2 separate regions of the Homo sapiens genome follow, and region 1 is linked to region 2. Evidence: read pairs that join two places in POLR2A ChIA-PET (ENCODE). Cell type or tissue: CD4-positive, alpha-beta T cell. All regions are shown on one strand.

Region 1 (8,000 bases), 52 kb before region 2:
CAGACTGTGAGTATTTAACTCTCACAGTCTCTCCCACCAAACCACCCAGCATCACACACATATTCCTAGGAACAGCATAGATTGCCCTAAGTGATCTCTCAAAGGTTATTAGGTGAATAATACAGATCTTAAATAGCGTATTAGTTTCTTTAATATTTTCTCACAAATATCTCTTTTACATAAACTCTAATACATTGCCTTTCCCTGCTCATCAAGAATGTGAAAGAAATACTGAAAATAGACCTGCATTTGTTTAACCAAAAGCTAATATGTAATAAAAAAAAAAAAAAAAAAAAAAAAAAAAAAAAAAAAAAAAGATAAGGAAAGCCACTGGCTGTGGCTTTGTACAAACCTGCTGGGATACATGACACATTGTGCTTTCATTGCTGCCACCTCACCATGCAAGGGCTTTGCCTGTGTGCAAGGTCTTTTACTGTCAAATTTAAGAATCCCCATGATATTCTTTATTTGAGGACTCTAGTAATTTCTTATGTAAAGACAGTCTAGGGAGAATGTAAGAATATAAGCATTAGCTGTCACAACAGGATAAAACACAATTTTTCCTAATGAGAGAAAAGTTGGCCTATGGTTGTCATTATTCCCTACAATATTACAGCTACCTTAAGGGTGGGGACTAGATCTATTCATTTTTGCACACTTGGTACATCCCAGGAACCAACTACAAGAAACAGTTGTTGACCAAATTTTAAACTCATTCCCTGGGTTATAAACTTTTAAAGTGATTTTACTATTATATCTAGCAAAGAAAAATCCTGATATTCATAATGATCTCTCAGAAACCCAAAAGCTACAATGCCAATGATTAAGTTTCTGTTTACCAAGTTACCAAAGTTTAGACTGATTAAACACAAGATGACTTACTAAAAGATTATTTTACTGGCATAAAATAAATTCAATAAAATATTCTCCACAGACTAATTCCACCAGCCAAGCAATTTTTGAAGAAGTTGTTTGTTTTTGTAAATGTGCACAGCATCTCAAACTTATAAATGTTCATATCCATTATTTAAGTCCTTTTTATAGTATGAATCTTGATCGTTAGAAAAAGTCTCAAAAATCACAGAAAAAATTGTACCCTAAATGCTTTAAATTGTTGCTGTATACTCAGGAAACAGTAACGTCAACGAAGAGTCAAACTCTGTAATGTGAAGAGGTTTATTGTGAGCCAAATATGAGTGACCAACGGCTCATGACAGAGCCTTCAGGAAATCTTAAGAACATGTGCCCAAGGAGGCTGGGGCAGAGCCTAGTTTCACACATTTTAGGGAGACATGAGATATCAGATACACGTAAGATTCACATTGGTTAGGACATCTTGAAGCAGGGGAAGGCAGGCCTTCCAGGTCATAGGTAGATTGAAAAATTTTCTGATTGGCAACTGGTTCAAAGAGTTATTCTATAGAAAGCAATGTCTGAGTTAGGATAAGGGGTTTTGGAAACCAAGGGTATATCATGCAGATGAAGCCTTCAGGTAGCAAGCTTCAGAAAGAACAGACTGTAAATGCTTCTTATCAGACTTAAGATCTGTGTTGAGGTTAATGCTGGTTGGCTTCTCCTGAATTCCAAAAGGGAAAATGGTAGAATGAGGCATGTCCAACCCCCTCTTCCATCATGGCCTGAACACGTTTTTCAGGTTAACTTTGGAACACCCTTGGCCTACAGGAGGGGTCCGTTCAGATGGTTTGGGGACCTCAGAATTTTGTTTTTGGTTTACATAACTCTCCTTGCTAAAAAAATCCAAAACAACAATTTTCTCTCTTATTTCCACATGATTTGTTGACAGCCCATCAAACAGAACAATTTACCAGAAACTTAATAATGCTTAAGGATTATTAAGCTTTAATATACAAACACTTTTAAATTCACTGCCTCTAAACATACACTATTGAAACCTTAAAAATGACAGGATGGCTATTAAAAGCATGCTTCATTTAATATTTTACTTTTATGTGGTTAAAGGTCCACCATACTTGCATTCTTTTCAAAAATGTGGAAGCCTAAAGCACTCACTAGACCTATGATTCTAAGACAACTGCAGTCATACCTCGAGTCATACTGCAATTGGCAGAGGATGCTAGAATGGAATGACAATTTTTATTTCGAGGAAAGCAATCTATGCTAACTATAAAATAAGTTGTCCTTTTAAAAGAAAACAAAGTTCTGTATTATAATTAAAAAAATCAAGAGTGACTTTAAAGTAATATATAAACAACACTGAAGATAAATTTAAAATACAAATAATGACATATACTAAAAGTAAAATTCCAGGTGGTTTACTATTTCCACTGAGGAGGTAGAGCTAACCCCATCAGAACTTTAGGAAATGTCATTTTCCTAACTTGTTGACTAAATTAGCTAAATCAGTTTCACTAGTTTTCTCTTACCCTTTTTAACACTCTAGAGGAAATATATTTCCTATTCCAACCAAAGACAACCCAGTCTTTGCTGTAGTTTTTGTTTTTATTAGCACATGTAGATACATGATACATGTGATAATAAAAGTGTTCAATTCTAAAGAAGGAGTGAGCAGGGGAGCCCTCCTTTCTATAAGATGTCTTCAAAACAGGATTAAGAAAAAAAGATATTTTACTTTCACTAGATGACAAAAGGAAGCGGTATTAGATGTTCTCCAAAAATGTCTTTGGTTGACTGGACTAGCTACAAGATGCTCTCTGTATTTCTCAAGAAGTTTCCATCTGACTCCAAAAGCACACCCAAGGCCAGGCGCAGTAGCTCATGCTTGTAATCCCAGCATGTTGGGAAGGCCAAGGAGGGAAGACGCTTAAGGTCAGGAGTTTTAACACCAGCCTGTGAAACACAGGGCGACTTCATGACTACAAAAAAAAAAAAAAAGCCAGGTATGGTGGCATGCACTTGTGGTCCCAGTTATTTGGAGGGCTGGGGTTTCATATCAAACAGCCTTTTTGTTTGATATGAAGCTGGTAATGATACAATGCCATTTCCTCCACCTAATTTCCATAATGATTTACACTGTCCCTGATGATCACCATAACAGTTTAATCATGTGGTTTATATTTTTTCCTCTAGCCCTATGTTTTAAAGATTGTTTCAAGTGCTCTGCTTTGTAGCTATTCAGAATATAAGTAGCTACTTAGATGTTAAAATACAGAATTACTAGATGACTGTTAAAAACATGACTAGATAGGAATCATCTTTCTTATACATGAAATGGGGATTTTTACAACGAAAACTGCTTTCCCTTGTAGATGTGAATCCACCAAGTCAGCAGGTTCTAGAACTGCTGTATTTATCTGCCTTACAGCAGTGACCCAACCGTTCTGTTTTTAGACATTAGCAAATATATGATTATCAGCAAAACTTCAGAATGAGCCACAAAGGGTAACAAACTCAAAAACTTGAGCAACAGCAGAATTCATATTCTGTTAAGTTTTGGTTTCAAAATCCCCAACAGTCCTCTAAAGCTGGGACAGGATATGCAAATTGCAGGGATGACTCACCATCTATCAATTACTACAACATACTTGGGTTCTGGGTCCTCTCACCTTCCATCATCATCCACCCAATTAAGCCAGCAGACTCAGGCAAGGTTTGACACATCAATTCTCTTATTCTTCTTACAAGACTAAATACTAATGGACAGGAACATGGCAACAGGGACAAGAGAGTAGGTAGGAACTAAAATGACAGCTTCTCGCGATCAGGAGCCAAGTCATGCACCCTGCCCAGAAAGCAGCACAACAGGCCACACACGGTATACTAACACACCACAGGATACGACGTTCAGTTTTACTTTGTATTGATGGTCAATACAGAGTTTCTTTGCTTTAGCAATAATCCCTCTTCCAAATATTTTTTAATAACCTTTTTGTAAATAGTGATAATAACAGACTGTAACTGTCATGGGCTCAATGTTTTTGTCTCCCCCAAATTCCTACAATGCAACCCTAACCTCGAGTGTGACTTTGTTTGGAGATGGGGCCCTTAGGAGGTATTTAAGGCTAAATGAGTTCATCAGGGTGGGCCCTGATCTGATGGAATTAATGTCCTTTTAAGTACAGACACCAAAGAGCTCAATGCCCCCATCCCCAGCCCAGGCCCACCATGTGAGGACAGGGGCAGAAGGTGGTCATCTGCAGGCCAGAAAGAGACCCCTCACCAGAAACCGAACCCTGTCAGAACCCTGATCTTGAACTTTCCAGCTTCCAGAACTGGGAGATAATAAGTATCTGTTATTTAAGCCGTCCAACTGATGGCATTTTGGTGGTGGGTCTAAGCAGACTAATACAGTAGCCATAGAATAAGAATCTATGATTTCACGTTCTATGGAAGAAGAGGAAACTCTTCCTTACAGTACAATTTCAACTATGTAGAAGGAATAATGAAAATTAAAAAATCAGCAATTTGCAAATACCACAGTAATAACTGTTACACATTAAGAATCAGCAATAAATGTTCAATTTTTTTGAGCAAAAGTATGCTGAGAAACAGGATATTTACACAATCTCTAAGTATCTCCCACAACATACTTAAGAACAAAGGGAAACAACAGTGACTTAACAGTGGAGAGAGCTGACACTGACATCACCGTAACCAACTGACCAGAGTCAACAGCTTCAGTGATGAGATCAGTGGACATCACGCGCCTTCTGATACGTGCGCTGAGATGGACACAACACTAACGCTCTGGTATTCTCGTGAAAACTGCATAATGAATGTAATCATTAGGAAGCAAGCTCTCGGTGAGAGCCATTCTACAAAATAACCAGTCTTCATGAAAAGTGTAAAGGTCATGATAGACAAAGACAGGAAATAGTCCAGATTAAAGGAGACTAAGAGACATGACAACCAAATGCATCAGGTGATCCTGGACAAGAAAGAAAACAAAAGTGGAATGAGTGCGGAAATGTAAATAAGAGCTTTCTATTATTACGCAGTCATCTTGTATCAGTGTTAGTTTCCTCATATTCATAACTGTACTATTTGTTATATAAGATGTTAGCATCTGGGTGAAGGCCATATGGGAGTTCTTTGTATTATTTTTGCTACATTTTTATGTCTGAAATTGTTTCAAAATGAAAATAAAAACAAACATTAAAATGGTATTTTTAGTATAGTATGTACAACATTGTTTTTCTCCCTAATAATCTGCACCATCCTTACTAAAGTTGACAAGTTGGTGTTAGCTGGATTTGTCATTTTTATGCCACAAAATGCACCTTACATACAATTAATTGGAGTATTTCTCTCACACCCCACTGGGATAAGCAATGTCATCTGCTCTATTCCATGTGCAAGAAGCATGACCTCCGGTGTAGGCCACCAGGCACACTCATATCCCTGGCACCTAGCTCAGTGCCCCTTCATTGTTATTTTTTAATTTTACTCCATGACCTGCTGAACCAGCTAAGAATCTCTAGAGCTTATTTTGAAATAAAAATTATGGGGAAAAAAGGTAGGGGGAAATAGGACATAATATATTCTTGACTCTCTTACATTATCAAATTTGATGGATAATTTCCAATCAAAAGAAAAAAATATCTTACTTGTAGGAAGCGGTTGAGTTTCATATTTTGTTTTATATTCTTTGGTTTTCTATTTGTATGGCCCCTTTTCATCCTCAACATTCATCATTTCAAAAAATGGCCCATAACAATACATCACTAAGGCTAACTTTTATTTAAGGCTTAGTATACATCGGGTATCTGCTAACCACCCCAATAGCCTCCCATGTAACCACCTTAACCCTGTGAAATGGGCACAACTATTACACAGCCCCCCTCTTTACAGTAGGAAAGCAGAGGCTGAGTTAAGTGATGGCTCAAGGTCACAGAGACCTTTGCATGGCGCAGGGGATTCAGATCTGGGCAACACAGCTCCAGAACCTGGGCTCTTGGCCATGGCTCTCAACTGCCTCTTGTTTTATAAACACATAAATAAATGAAAGGGACATAATTTTTTAAAAGAAAAAGAAAAACCTGCTCAACTACTTAAAGTAGCCGGAGGGAAAGCTGCTTACGAGGTAGATGGGAGCTAGATTAAACAAACACACAGCCTTTCTGTAGAACACACTCACTTTCTGTAAGTCTATGCGATCCTCTGCTCTTTTTATTTTACCCACTTACCCACAGTAAAAATACCTTCATGGAAAAAAATCCCAACTTTGTCCCAGCTACCAGTAAGGAGAGGGAAAAAATATAATTATCTTCATCATTCAGGATAGGCTGGAACTTTGGGGTGCTCCTTGGAGCCAGGAGCAAAGGGTACAGGCAGGGGAGGGGACCTTGGGGCAAGAAACCCAGGTCAAAGGGATCCGAGACATGGCAGGCGCTGAGTCCTTCTCACCCGGACCGTCATTCCTTCTCGCCACACCCAGAGCTGTCTGCAATATGTTCCAAAAATGCTTCACACAACTGGTCACCAAGGAAACAATAAATGCTAAACACTCGCATGTAGTTTTGTTTTCTCGGATCTTTGCCCCAGTATGGAGGCAACTGGGCATAAGCAAGCGGGAGGCCAAGCAAGCGAATTCACAGGTAGAAAAGTGAGTGTCGGCTTCTCAAGGCATCTCAGATGCAGTGCTAGGAGCGTGGAGCTGCTGTGAGGAAAAACGGAGTCCACAACAGTGCCTGGCTCAGGCACTTCACTGTCATTGTCATCACTGTCCCCAGAGGGCTGCCCCAGAGTAGACGCTTAATAGATCTTTGCTGACTTTTATTGAAAACAAAATGTAGTTAAATCAAAATATGATTATGGGACTTAGAGTCACTATGAACATGAACTCAACATAGAACCTGCAGCTGATATTTCACAGAGCAGCTGAGAGGCAATGCCACCCTGAGCACCTGTGAAAACTGTGTCCACAAATCACAGAAGAGACCAAAGAGCCCAGCCAAAGAGGACGGGACAGAACAGAAGTGGCCTTGCCTGTTTCATTACTGCTGGCCAATCTAAAACTATCATGCATCACACCTTTTGCTATAGGAAACTGTAATGTCTTGCTCTGGTGTATCACCTTCCTTTCCTATGGTACTTCTTGTTTATTTTCAAGTTTGTTTCCTTTAGCGGTTACAGATTTGGGGGAACATTTAGACACTTGCTGACAAGGCTGTTCCAACAACTTTAGAACGCTGTATCCGTTTTGGCCGAGTTCTTTGCAGCAATATTATACCATATTCTGCATATGTTACTGTTAACCTGTTTGGCATTTACTCGCTTGTTTCTTATAATAGGATCTTTTATAAGTCCAAATTTAGAAAACCAATTAAGAGGTTATTATTCACATTAGAAATGGAGACTGCCTTAAAGAAGGATGCACTTATGTATTCCTGTCCAAGGTCCAATTCTTCTCTCTTTCTCTCTCTCCCTCTCCATAGCAGAGGTGTAAAGTGTTTTAGGAAGCATACATTTTTTTTAATCTATAGAGAAACCATTTAGGAGGGAGCATACACAACTATGACATAAAGCATAAATCATCTCTAATGTCACCAAATACTTACTGACCTTTACTAGGCTGTAAAATGTCTCCCCTGTCAAGTTTCATCTTAAGTAACCACTAACCTTAGTGGCTTGTGTCCCCAAAGAAAATTTCCAATTTCTATAAAACCTGGGTCTTAGGAGATAATGACTGCACTTTAACTGGGATTTCAAAGATGTAATCTACATCTTTTAGAGATCTATATAGTAACAGAAGACTACGATGGGGTGGAGAGAGTCATAGGTGAGCAACAGAAACAGTGAGGTGAGTATGAGAAGTGCAGCACATTTGGGGGAGGGAGGGAGGCAGAGGTGAAGCACGACAGATTTGGGGGGCAGTGACACTATTCTGTATCATACTATTAATATAATGGTGGGTATGTATCATTATACACTTGCCAAAACCCACAGAATGTACAACACAGAGAGAACCCTAATGTCAACTGTGAACTGTGGTTGACAATGAAATGTTATGGCAGGTTCATCGAATGTAACAACCGTCCTGCTCTGGTGCCAACTGGGAT
Region 2 (8,000 bases):
AGTTGCTTTGGCCATTCCTCAGAAAATTAAACACAGAGGTACCATATAACCCAACAATTTCACTACTAGGTATGTACCCAGGAAAAATAAAAACATGGGTCCACACAAAAACTTCTACACAAATGTTCATAGCAGCATTATTCGTAATAGCCAAAACATGAACACAATCCAAAGGTCCATTAATGGGTGAAAGGATAAACAAAATGTGGTCTATCCACACAATAGAATATGCCTTGACCCCCATAAAAAGGAATTAAGTATTGTTACAAGGTACAATGTGGATGAACCTTGGAAACCTTATGCCAAATGAACAAAGCCAGTCACAAAAGCCCACATACAAATCTACAGAGACAGGAAGCAGATTAGTGGTTGCCTAGGGCTGGGGGTAGGGGTTGGGGGAAATAAGGTTTAGGTTTCTTTTAGAGAGGATGAAAATGTTCTAAGATTAGATTGAGAATGGTTATACAACCCCTATATTTAAATAGTATATAAAAATATATACATTTTAGTAAATATACTAAAAAGCAATGAATTGCATATTCTAAATGGTATTTGAATTGTACACTTTATATCATATGTGAATTATATCTCAATAAAGCTGTCTTTAAAAAGGATTCCTTTAAAAAAAAATACTCTAGCAAACCTAGAAACAAAAAATGAAGACCATGCACTACTTTTGAATTATGTGGATTTTTAAATCCACTTAAATGGGCTGCTGTGGTCATTAAAAATTATGTTTTTGAAATATGCTTGTTTACTACACGAATAAAGCAGAGTACAAAACTATAAATAAATTTTATAAAACAAGAATATATTTTTAAAGAAAAGGCTGGTATTAATCGTGATTATCTTTAGATGGCCGAATTATGAGTAATTTAAATATTGTGCTTTAGAATTTTCTATCCTTTTCTAAATCTTCTCCAATAAGCATGCATTGTTTTTATAATCATAAAAATAGCATTTAATGTCTTAGATGAGCCACACGTACCAGGAACTCAAGTGGCAGAAGGATTTAACTACATTCTTTACTAACATCCTGGATGAGAGGGTATTTTCCCTCTGTCATGAATGACAATAAAAAGGCTAGCATACATCCCTAGTCCTTTTCAGTTAAGTAACACTGCGTAAAAAACACCCCAAAACTTCATGGCTTAAAACCACTGCCATTTTATTGGCTCATAATGACATGGGTCAAGAACTCAAGGAGGCTCAACATTGTGTTCCTGCGACAGCTCAGCGAGGGCTGGTGATCCAAGGTGACCCTACACATGTATTGAGGTCTTGGTGATGTTGTTCAAAGAGTGAAGGACATGCCATCCCAAAATATGCCGGATTTTTATATTGATTAGTGTGAGCTGAAAACACTGAAAAAGTTGTAGATTCCAACTTGACCCCAACAAGCCAGGTGACCTGGGTCTTCCTGCATGTAGCAAGCCACAAAGATTCCTTTGGGAGGGGCCCCTCACCTATTCAGGCGAGAAAATAGCCCTTATCCCAGAGACTAGGGTTTGGAAGATGCAACTAACCTGAATAAGGAAATTTCTGGAAGTAGCCCTTATCTTCTACCTGTTTTATACTCCCCATGTATCCTCCCAGTGACTCCCCTAGAAATGTACTGCCCCAGATTTTTTCTTGTCATTTCTTCTCAAATGTATCGTTCTCAGCATAAAAGTGTCTTGCTTTGGCCAATTCCTTTGGATTTCACTCTTTTAAAGATTCCCAGGTGCAAGTAACACTAAGAAAATTTGTATTCCTTTCTCCTATTAATCTGCCTGATGTCAACCTGACTTCTAGATCCAGCTGAAGAGCCCACTAAGAGCTAAAGGGAGGTTGGAGGGGACCTCTGTCTCCCCTACACTGTCAGCTAGGCCTTCTGAGCCACCTGGCTTCTCAAGACCTGGCTTCTCAGCCAGACACAGTGGCTCATGCCTGTAATCCCATCACCTTGAGAGGCCCAGGCAGGAGGACTGTTTAAGTTTCAGAGTTTGAGACCAGCCTTGGCAACACAGTGAGACCTTGTCTCTTCAAAAAATTTTAAAAATTAGCCAGGTGTGGTGGCATGCACCTGTGGTCCCACATACTCAAGAGGCTGAGGTAGGAGGATGCCTTGAGCCTGGGGGGTAGAGGCTGCATTGAGCCATGATGGCGCCACTGTACTCTAGCCTGTGTGACAGAGCAAGACCCTATTTCTAAAAAAAAATAAAATAAATAAAATTAAATTAAAATTAAAAAATAAAACGCAGGAAAAGAGGTGAAAACTCCTAATTTCAGCTACCAGCAATATTTTACTGTAGCAGAAACTGACTAACTTTCCCTGCAAGGGTTAGACAGTAAATAATTCTAGGCTCTGCGGGCCACACAGTCTCTGTCACAATGACTCACCTCTGCTGTTTGAGCAGCTACAAACTGGCAAACAAATGAGTGTGGCTCTGTTCCAATCAAACTTATCTACAGACACTGAAATTTGAATTTCATAGAATTTTCACATTATGAAATACTTTTTTAGAAAACCATTTTTTTTTTTGTACATACGTAAAAACTATCCTTAGTTCGTGGCCACACAAAAACAAGCAGCGGGCCAGATCTGGCCCACAAGCCATAGTCTGCCAACTCCTGTGCTATAGTTAATTCAAGATATAAAAATGCTCAAAGAGGAGTACTCTGTTGCATACCTTATCCACAAATCCACACACCATCCCTGTGTAGAGAGCACACAACCCTTAGCTACTGAATTTTTCACTGTCCTCAAACTGTTCTACTTAAGAGCCAAAGTTACTTTTCATTAAACTTTTCTCAGTATTTCAACTACTGTTTCTTTTTAACCTAGCAACTATCAGGCCTACTCATTTCCTCTGCCAGGAGGCAATGGTAGCCCTCAAACCTCAAGTATGCACACCTTGCCTTTATTTTCTAGAAAAGGCCAGCAATCTAAAAATTAGGAAACCACCCTGTTCTGATCATGCTATTCCTAATATAGTGTTTTATTTTACTGATAAAACAAAGCATTGCTGACTTACAAATTATTGGACAGTAACAGTGTCCATGAACCTAAAAAAAAAGTGCCATCAACTTGACACTTGAGAGTTTAGCTAACAAAGTACACAAAGAACAAACCACATGGTTGGTGCTCCGTGGTGGGGGTGGCAGAAGCAGGAACCCGCTGACAAGCACATCACAGGCCCTCCAAAACCTCAGAGTATCTGTTCTTCCATTAAACCTGCCTCACTTGTGAATTCCTCCAGACTGAGCCAGTCTGAACTTGGCTCCTAGACTCTCTACTCAGGGAGGGAGAACTAGAACCTGAGGTTAGTCAGGTTCACACACCACATTAACCCTTGCTGGGAACACTTGGTAATTGCAACAGGATCTGAAGAGACACAGATGGTCCAGTCATCTTTACATATGCATCATTTGCGTCTGAAAATCCTGGCACTACCCATGACCTTGGGAATGAACAATGTGCGGTCATCTACCATGTCACCTGCTGTCTTCTTTACAACAAGACTGATCTTTCAGATCCTTCTTTATTTTTGCGTAGCTGAGGCCATTTCTGAAGCCAAAAAGAAAAGAAAAAGAAAAACAACAACAACAACAACAACAACAAAAACAGCTGACACGACAGTACAGTATAAATAAAAATGAAGAAACTTTATGTTGGATCAAGCTGATAAATTACTGTTCAACCAGCAGCCTCTCTAGCAAGGGCAGCTATCTGAGCTGAAGACACCTGGACTGCTCTCTGACTCAACTCTTATGAGTTCTGCTCATACCACCGAGTCAAGGCTTTAACAGTATTTGCATTTGCCGTTTTTCACTGTGATCTTAAGTCACAGTTTTTCACAGTGATCCTAAGTCTTCCATGCTGTGGTACAGACCCCAAGTTTTCGCAACTCAGAGGTGGGCCAAGTGCAAGGGGACCTGAGTCAGAGCCAGGTTTGATCCTGACCGCAGAGCTGACAGTGTGGACTTAGCCGAGTCACTTACTCTGATCTGTTTGCTCATCTGTCAAATGTGAATAATGACTTGTCCCCAGCCTTCTCCTCAGTGCTGGGTACAGGTCAGGTGAGATGACAAAGGTGAAACTGCTTTGTCAACTGTCGAAAACAAGTTATTTTCTTCTTCCATTAACTTTCCCCCTCAAGCAGCAACTGCTTTCTTCTGTTCCCTTCTGCAGGGTTTGATAAAGAAGTCTGTTGAGCACGTGTTTATCATGGTTTTTAATCACAGCTTCATCTTTCCAGACTGCAGCGTCCCTCCTGACTGTAATTTCTTCTCATGGTTTGGTACCTCTTTCAGTCGCCCCTCCCTTAGCCTTTCCCAGTCTCTCTTGTAGCTTTCCTACCAAGCAGTTCACACACACACACACACACACACACACACACACACACACAATTCAAAGTGTGTCAGATCTTGAAATATTTTCTTTATATCTCTCCTGGAATCGCCCAGCGCTTCCTTGCCCGGAACGTTCCTGGCTACAATAAGCACCACATCGGCCAAATACCCATTAGAAACTGAATGATTCCTATCTGAAATACTCACAAGAAGCCTGGAGCCCATTACTTTGTGTGTAGAATGTAGTCTTTTTCCCCCCCTTAAATGCATTACCTCACATCTGTCTGTATTACAATTTAGTATGCCAACTTCCCCACTCACAGTTTCAGGCCTGTGGCAAACCATCTTTCAGTTTATTTTCCCCACTGGCTTGCTGTTTTATGACTTAAAAATACTTGAGAGCAAAATGTAAATTTAGGCAATCTCAAAGACATTACTGATTGGGTCGTTTTAATTAAAAACCAGCATTAGTATCTGTGGTACTAACAGTTAATACTAGGTACGCTTTGTCTGAATCCCTTATTTTTTCTTTGATTGCCACTGCCTCTACTTCTTTTGCCAAAGAAAGTTGTTTAAAAAACTTTTAAGCTTATATTCCTTCTGCCAAAAGCTAACACACAATGTGTTTTATCATTATTCTTTGTAATGCGCTTGTTTCATTATACTGTTTCTTATACATATATGTTCATAATTTTTAAAAATATACCTATTGGCTTTCCTTGTCCTCTTAAAAATATTCCCTACCTCAAACAAAACATTCTATTAGTGAAACATAATTTGTCTATCAGAAAACCTGACACACCTTCCAATGTCCAGTATCAGCTCGAGCTCCCTGGCATCAAAACAATCCCTGGTCTATAGGATGCCACCCACTAAAAATCTTTCCAGTGTCTCAGGCATATGGCAAAGTGGCCATTTGTAAATTACCCTGGAGTTCCTTGAACACTTCTGTGAAAATGCACAGCCCATGACTGTTGCTTCCCAGCATGTCACCGCCCTGCCAAGTCATCTGAAGTTGTGCTTTGGTGGGTCCTTATAGCACTGCTTATGGACATCTTGTCCACAGCTGTCCGATACACAGCTGCTTCACTTTTGTGTTCCTGACCATTTCGGCAAGTGTCCAGCTAGTAAAACAGGGTGCTAGTAAGGGTTATTTTTACACCTGTGGAACCCGTGCAATAACAGAAACCGCATTACTGGTGACACTCTTGTCATTTAATTTCAACCACAGTAGATCTGCCATGTATATATTTTTTCAAGAAGTCTAATGTTTACATTTTCAATAGGACTTTGATTCTGAAAATGGTTCTGCTTGAATTGAGTATTTAAAGTTATGAGATAAGAAGTACAACTTATAATTACACAGCATAAGAGATTATATCCAGATAATTTTTAAAAGGAGTTTAAGAGTCCCAGTGTATACTCTTCAACTGATTTTATTAAACAATGTTTTGGACATTTAGCATCAAGTCATACTATTAATGAATCATAATACTAAAAAATTTCAGAAGAGAGGCGAATCATTAAGACAATTTTCCTTGTGAAATTTTGGTCATGACAGAATCAAAATCTCAGGGTTAAGAAAGTGAAAAGGGTTGGGCACAGTGGCTTGCACCTGTGATCCCAGCTCTTTGGGAGGCTGAGGCAGGAGGATCACTTGATGCCAGGAGTTCAAGACAGGCCTGATCAACAAAGTGACACCCATTTTCTATAAAAAACAAACAAACAAACAAAAACTTTAAAAATTCGCTGGGCATGGTGGCATGTGCCTTTAGTCTCAGCTACCCAGGGGGGCTAAGGCTGATGCAGGAGGATCCCTTGAGCCCAGGAGATTGAGGCTGTGGTAAGCTATGATCCCACCACTGCATTCCAGCCTGGGTGACAGATACTGTCTCAGAAAAAAAGAGACAACAGAAGAGAAGAAGTGGGGGTGGCGGCGGGGCAGGGAGGGAGAAAGAGAAAAGCTACCTAGTCCTATCACTCGTCTGGTGCCATGCCCCTCACAGCAATGGCAGGCCATGAGGTCAGCAGACAACACCTCCAGTCATTCACACTGGTGACTGCAATACTCAGTTACCTATTTTGTTGTTTGTAATTTAATAACAATTACAGTTCTCTAATTTACTTTTTATATATGAATGTGAGTAGATTCAATGCCACGCCATCCTCTCCCTCTCATTCCAATATTCGCCTTAAGTGAGGCAGGGATCGAGTAATACTGGGCGTGTCAAGATTGCTGCAAACTTCCGACAGTGCCCATGGGAGTCTGCTGTGCTTTTGAGTGTTTATCCATCCTGTCTATCACTGTGGAAAACAACTTGGAAACATGCTGAACCGGCACATTTCGGATAATTTCAGGAACAGGAAACTCATTATTCCCAAAGGCAGTTGGCCAAATCCTTGGACAACTTGAACTCCTAGATAGTTGTTCTTCTCTCCTGAAGGAAATGTAATCTCCCAATAGATTCCACAAATTACGTCTTAACTAAACCCCACAAACCATTTGAGAGAGGGGACTTTAAACCCCTGGATTCCTTTCAGGGTTCTGAAAACTGACATCAGTAGGCATCAAAAAGACTTTTCTTCCTGTTAGTTATACTAGGTTGAGAAGTCACTCAATAATTGAAGAAAGCAAGCTCTATTTTCTTCTTATTGGATTTTTATTTTTTAATTAAGAGATGGGGTTTTACTCTGTTGCCCAAGCTGGAGTGCAGTGTTGCAATCAAAGCTCAATGCAGCCTTGAACTCCTGGGCTTAAGTTCCACCTCAGCCTCCTGAGTACTGAGACCACAGGCATACACCAACTAATTAGTTAAAAAAATTTTTTTTTAGTAGAAACGAGGTCTTGCTTTGTTGCCCAGGCTGGTCTCAAACTCCTGACTTCTAGCAATCCTCCCACCTTTGTCTCCCAAAGGAATGGGATTATAGGTGTGAGCCACCGTGCCCAGCCTCTATTTTTTTCTTTAATCTAGGAATAAAGTAGAGTATGGTACAAAGTAGGTAACATTTCAACATTTTAAATTTCTCACGCTGACGCAGCTAAATTAGACCATTTGAATTTTTCATGTCTGGAGACGCCAGAAGCGCATTTAGGGCCGTCTGTTATGAGAGGTATTCCGCAGCTGAAGAACGCGCACATTCTGTCTCCTGCTCCACAGTTACTTAGCACATACATGCTCACTCGTAAATAGCAAATGAGACCTTATTTGTTTTACTGGATTAAGTTCTTATACATTAAATGTGATATTCTGATATGCTCATGATGCGGCATGCTATGTGACACTATACTAATCTGCAATTCAAGTAGGCAAGAATAAGTCAGATTAAAAAAAAAAAAAAAGGATGAAGGAAATGTCGACCTCAGATGAAAGAGAAACCCTTCCTGAGACCCTGCCATTTGCCACAACACGAAGTGACCTGGAGGACATTATGTTAAGTGAAATACGCCAGGCACAGAGAGAAAAATGTTGCATGATTTTATATGTGGACTCTTTTTAAAAAGGTCAGGTATGCATTTAATCAAACAATGGTTATCAGAGCCGAGGTGGAGGGAGGCCCAAATGAAGAGATGGAGGTCAAAAGATACAAAATAGCAGATACAGAGGATGAACAAGTTTAGAGGTCTAATGTAGACCTCATGTATTAACATGAGGCCTAGAGTTCAT

The links. ChIA-PET counts read pairs that join two places held together with the same protein. Peaks named below come from ENCODE experiments on the same cell type or tissue, not always from the same donor. Only the 100,000 strongest peaks of a DNase experiment are listed, where the experiment ranks them.
Region 1: POLR2A ChIA-PET joins it to region 2 with 24 read pairs; 14 of 35 experiments call an interaction of 5 or more read pairs at or near these places.

What each region holds. Positions count from the first base shown.
Region 1 is chr10:22,627,316-22,635,315 of GRCh38, forward strand. All of the region lies in intron 1 of PIP4K2A (phosphatidylinositol-5-phosphate 4-kinase type 2 alpha), which reads right to left. Among named protein-coding and RNA genes, the nearest start is that of PIP4K2A, 83 kb to the right of the region's middle. In CD4-positive, alpha-beta T cell, no CTCF peak of the experiment used is centred here; DNase peaks (open chromatin) are centred at 2,826, 3,506, 4,616, 4,866 and 1 weaker place; H3K4me3 peaks cover 1,204 bases; H3K27ac peaks cover 7,786 bases.
Region 2 is chr10:22,679,485-22,687,484 of GRCh38, forward strand. All of the region lies in intron 1 of PIP4K2A (phosphatidylinositol-5-phosphate 4-kinase type 2 alpha), which reads right to left. Among named protein-coding and RNA genes, the nearest start is that of PIP4K2A, 31 kb to the right of the region's middle. RefSeq lists enhancers at 2,880-2,999, 3,740-3,959, 4,500-4,569. In CD4-positive, alpha-beta T cell, no CTCF peak of the experiment used is centred here; DNase peaks (open chromatin) are centred at 2,387, 2,867, 3,197, 3,957 and 2 weaker places; H3K4me3 peaks cover 1,574 bases; H3K27ac peaks cover 7,061 bases.